Regions from separate parts of the Mus musculus genome. Here region 1 is linked to region 2. A link is a loop called in an ENCODE intact Hi-C map of the cell type or tissue named here. Cell type or tissue: heart. All regions are shown on one strand. Each heading gives the region's core, and the rest is flanking DNA. Links, peaks and the distances in the headings are about the cores only. Region 1 has its middle 33 kb from the start of Mbnl1. Region 2 overlaps Mbnl1 (muscleblind like splicing factor 1).

Region 1 (2,817 bases), core at 302-2,801, 49 kb after region 2:
CACACTGTATTTTCAACATGTTTCTACTTGAAGTTTCCATTAGCAAATAGTAACCAATTCTTAATCTTTCCCTTCAGAATGCATGTTTTCCTGGAGAAGTTTTGATGATACATCCTCTATTGCCACGGTTAATGTTGGGAGGAAGTGGAACACTATTAAGTTTATTCGTGTCACACTGTCCTTCTGCATTTGTATTCTTGCTTCCTCTTATTCACCAAGTCTCCTTGTTAGTCAGGAAATGAGCTCTGTCACCAAACTGCAAACACATTAAAGGCTTCTCTTGCCATCACTTTTCAGCACATGCCCTCTACTGACCACTTCCTCTCCCTGGAAGTTGAGTTTCCATTCTGGGCTTCCTCCTCGCCTTCTCTGATTTTCTCATAGGAGCTTCTAGCTGTGTAAATGTTAGATACTGCTTTTTCTCATAATTTAGTCTGATAAATTGTCTCATCACACTGTATTTTCAACATGTTTCTACTTGAAGTTTCCATTAGCAAATAGTAACCAATTCTTAATCTTTCCCTTCAGAATGCATGTTTTCCTGGAGAAGTTTTGATGTTACAAAGTCCTAGGTGTTTCCATGTAATGTGGAAGAAAATAAAATCAAAGATCTGCTTCTATTATTCATTAAGCAAGGCAACCATTATTTCTGTGACATTTCCTCATCTGTAAGGGGGGCCTTAAATATTCACCTAAAAATATTATTGGAAGGTTACAAAACAAAAGGTACGTTCTTAAGGATTGTAATATAACATAAAGACAAAAAGTCCACTCAAATTCTCTCCATTGTTTTGCTACCCATGATGTAAGTTGTGTGATCAATTGGATATGCATATCTTGGTTTTAGCCATACCACTCAGAGCATAACCTATGTTGTGTATTGTGTATATTTGATCCCTGTTATTCATTTCTTATCAAATTTTATCTATAAACTCATATTATATAACAAATTAAATTGTTTTGTGAGATTATTTAAAGTAACTTAAAACATCACTGCATGCTTTTGCACTTTACACCATAATATGAAGATATTTCTAAGATGTGTGTGTGTGTGTGTGTTCATATGTGGACATTTTTGTATAGATATACATAAATGGTTACATATTGGTTAACAATGTATGATTTACTCAATACCTTTCTACCTTACCTTTTGACAAGGTCTCTCACTGAACCTAAAGCTAACTGATTAAGCTAGAGTAGATGGCCTGGAAGCTTCAGTGACCTTGGTCCCCAGTGCTAGGATTACAGGTCCATTCATCTCCTTGTACATGGGATTTTATCTCTGGGTGTTGAGTCTTGCCAGTTTGCAGGATAAGCACTTTACCAATTGAGTCCCCAATCCCTGCAAAACATAATTAGAATGAATTTATATATGGAATTCCTTCATTGACTGAACTTTACAACTCAAAACAGTGCCAAAGACAGGAACAGAATCATGAAGGCCTCCCTTCTTTCTCCCAGCCAGGTATTGGAAAAAGGATTATTGAACCATCTGTATATACATGTTATTTGTCCATGCTAAGGCATCTAGTCAAAAAAGGTGTTACAAGTATAAATTGCCATTAATTTTTGTTGTTCCATACTGCTGCTAATATTTGACACAATAAGACATTTATTGAGTTGACACTCTGTTGGGTCAAGAAGAGATGTCTTAGAAATTTTCAGTTTACCTTCCTAATCCAAATAGAAGTAGATCATATTTTTATTTTTTATGTTCACAGCCAACTTCACTGCATATGCTGCATACACACAGCTACCATTTCATAGACTGCTCATTTGCTGATCTCACTCATTTGTATCTTGGATGTTTGTCTGATCTTTATCAACTGGAAGGGTTAAGAAGTCATTCCATATTACTGTGTTGTACTCATTCGTTCTGGTGCTGCTATTATCATTTCTGCATCATTTTAAAGGTTTCTTCATTACAATTGGAGCCTTGTGAGATAACCCTTATATCCTTTGAAATTATCCCTGCTCTCTGGGGCAAGATACTTGAACCAACTTTGTATATTTTCTTCCTGAGATCTAAAGTTAGTTACTTCTCTAAAGAACCATGGTGATTTTAGGGAATCACAGTTAAACCCCTGTGTAACTTATTACTGCTGAGCTATTGATAGCATTTGGATTAAATTTGCAATAAATAAATCAATATTTAACAAGACGGTTAGAGATGTGACTTATTGTAAAGAGCTCTTATAGAAGACCCAGATTTAATTCTCAGCACCTGTGTTGGATAACCTGGATCTGGCACCTCCAGGGTCTGCAAACATCTAAATTTATGTATATATACCTACAAGTGCATGCATACACACACACACACACACACACACACACACACACACATTCATCATAATTTAAATAAACAAAATAAATATATGAAATATTTTAATTTCATCTATTTGCCAAGCAACATATTCTTGAAAAGCACATGTGTGTGTATACATATTCACACAACATACACACACACACACACATACACACACAAATCTCTGTCTGTCTGTTACTTTATAATATGCATGGCTCTTATGCATCTTTTAGTGCACTAAAATAATTGAGGTTAATAAGCTCAATCTAGGAAAATACCTGATTTTAGATTAAAATTGGGCATTATTTCAATTTAAAAGGACATTTTGATAAAGAAAAACAATAAAATTACAATTGTCATTATTCATGTTTAGGATGTTCAAAGTACCTTTCTAAGAAATTGTAAGTCATATAGTTTGGAAGAGGGTCACAGATTCTTTGTCTTCATAATTTCAATCCTTATTTACTATCACAAATCTCTCTTCCTCTGCTATTTCTTCTCACCTTCCATTC
Region 2 (2,817 bases), core at 98-2,597:
CTGTGTTTTCCAGTGTAAGATTTTGTTAAAACACACACTGACAATTTCCTAGCAAACTTAGAAGTGATAGTGATAGAAAAGCAAAAGACCGGAGGTGAGTGTTGAGTGCAGTTAGGTACCCTGAAGGGCCCATTACTGCATCACTGGCTGTTTGCTTGGAAGTTTCCAGTTGCTGCAGGGGGAGGAAGGGAAGGAGGGAGGGAGGTGAGAAGGGAGAGATCTCTTGCAGAGCTCACCTTCCCTATCCATACAGCAGAAACCAGATGCCCATCCTCACACAGAATAAGAATACTGACAGCACCATAGCCATCAGCTCTTCCTCTACTGTACTGTTTACTCTTTTGAGCAGAGCAGAGTTCTAGTTACCCAGTAGCTGATGGTGAGGCTGACCCCTGAGAAGAGCTCTTTGAGTATAACATTGATATTTAACACTCAACACCTGGAGCCTGCTGGCCCTTCAGGGCTCTCATCTGAGAAATTTAACCCCTGTGAGCAGAGAGCATACCCAGGGACAAAGCAGAGAGCCTGCTAGGACCATCGCGAGTGAGGAGACACAGAGTACTGATCTAAGTGAGCCACTAAAACAGTTTACAGAGCAGCCGAGAAGATGGAATGGTTTAAATCAGCCATATCACATTAATTTTAACAGCTGAGAAAACCGTAAGAAAGTAGACCAGGGAGAAAGCAGTGTTTGAAAGGCATACTTGACCTTTTCTAAATCCACACTACACTAATTCTTAGAAAAAAAAAAAAAAGATAAACAGCAAATTGGTCTATAAAATAAAAACAGAAAGTCAAAACAAACACAAAAATTAAAAACTCTGGTTCTCAAGTCCCAAATATCTCCTTGGAAAAACCCTGCAGGAGCTCCGGAGCTATTCTGCTAACTTTGCCACATAGTCCTCCTGTCCTCCTTCTTTCTCTTACTAAGTTCCTTCCCGCCCCCCCCCCAAAAAAAAAACCAAAAAACAAAAACAACAACACATTCAACTCACAGTGACCATATTGAATGAATAAACCAAAAAAAAAAAAAAACAAAACAAAACAAAAAACAAACAAGACAAAACAAAACGCAGAGATGGGATCATCATGTGCACTGCTTAATGTCTTCCGATCACCCTTGAGATGAGCTCAGGGAAAACGGAGATCTAGCCCTGGAGGGATCTGCTGCTCATTCAAGGACATAACTAACAACTATTATCAAAGGTGAGAAGTACACAGCAGGCTGAGGAGTTAAAGAGGTCAGAGGAGACTTCGACGTGGGCAACAGATCTAGGGTTGAAGTGGAAGAACAGTTTTGGTTTGGGGGTTTGGGGGGCAGGGGGAGCTTGGTGTTGCTGTTTTGTTTTGTTGGGGTTTGTTTTTAGATTCAGTGCCTGGGACTGAACCCACATCCGTGCACGTGCTAGTCAGGTGCTCTGTCACTGGGCGGCAGCACTGGCACAGGAAGAAGGACTGTTTCATCAGGCACAGAAAAGGCAACAAGACAAAGGGCAGCCAACAAAGTCGGGCCTGGGAATCCCGGACCATGAAGACCACAGACTGGACTCTATGGAGCCACTACAAGCAATGGGGTTGGCCCCAGCTCTGGGCTGGGATCAAGTCCGAATGGGTCAGTGCCCAAGAACTCGGCGTGTGCTTCCTGAGTGCTGAGAATTCATCCTTCCCAACATCCAACCCCCAAGGGCTGAGCAGCTGCGTCATCCCACTGAGTATCTAAGGGTTAAAAGTAAAACACAGCACAGGGTAGGAAAAAAAATCTTATTAAATAAGTCGGATTCTTGTCTTAACTTCCTAGAAATCTTGCTTTAGTTGCAGCAGAGTGGAGATAAATTTAATGCTTGGTTTCATCTCAACTGCTCTAGTCATATCTTCCCTTCTAACCAGTTGTTCTTTTACAGTTGTGTTTGATGCACACTTTACTGTAGTAAGCCAACGCGATTTTTAAAATTGCTTTTGTTTTGATGAAGTGCATCATATATAAATAAAACTAAAGCAAACTCTGACCTGTTTATAAAACTGGAGGTGAATAACAAACTTTTAAAAGTTAAGAGAATTTAAAAGTCATCAATTAAGTAAATCTCATTACTCTATAAATATTTCAATGAGAGTCATAACCAATTAGAGCACAATACCCAGTTACTGAAATTGGCAATTGCTCTGAACTCTACAGTCCCTGGGTTCAGCAATCTATGTGTTCACCCAGCTATCTAGTTTGACCTTCCCTGTGAATCAGCACTGCTACTCTGATGCCAAAATGACCTTCTGAAACTTACAAAGCTTCCAAGGCTGCAGATATTTTCAGCTGTATCAGCCTGGCTGTCACAGAGTTCTGCATGACATTGAGTGGCAAAGCTGGCACCTCCTGCACCAGCCTGACCTTTTAAACTCATGAGATGTTGCTGCCACTCAAAGTTGGATTTTCTCTTTCTACATAATTTTATGAAGCTGTTCCTCTTGGTTAATTGTCAGGTAGTGATTCTAAGCATAAAATCTCATTTTTCTTTACATGAAAATAAATATATTCTTTTAGGCACATATAGTAAATCTCTCATCATCACACACTTTAAATAAATTTTAATTTCAACCTATAAATTATAATTTTGAAATTACTGAAAACATTAGAAATATTTAATATACCTACTAAGTGTCAGTATTGCTATAATGGCCACTATCAAATTCTTAAAATTTCTATATTTTACAATATATTTAGTATCCATGTTGACTATAATGCATTCAAGGTACAGTACAATTTCAAGAACAGAGGGGCCAATGTCAGTACACACAGCAACAGCTGCATGCTTAATTTATTTCCTT

The links. Peaks named below come from ENCODE experiments on the same cell type or tissue, not always from the same donor. Only the 100,000 strongest peaks of a DNase experiment are listed, where the experiment ranks them.
Region 1: a loop joins it to region 2, with 2.8 times the contacts of the local background. A loop is called at or near these places in 3 of 42 quality-filtered maps.

What each region holds. Positions count from the first base shown.
Region 1 is chr3:60,466,303-60,469,119 of GRCm38, reverse strand. No RefSeq gene overlaps it. Among named protein-coding and RNA genes, the nearest start is that of Mbnl1, 33 kb to the left of the region's middle. In heart, for the core only: no CTCF peak of the experiment used is centred there; no DNase peak of the experiment used is centred there.
Region 2 is chr3:60,515,076-60,517,892 of GRCm38, reverse strand. All of the region lies in intron 1 of Mbnl1 (muscleblind like splicing factor 1), which reads right to left. Among named protein-coding and RNA genes, the nearest start is that of Mbnl1, 15 kb to the right of the region's middle. In heart, for the core only: a CTCF peak has its summit at 1,420; DNase peaks (open chromatin) are centred at 1,432 and 2,302; H3K27ac peaks cover 1,338 bases.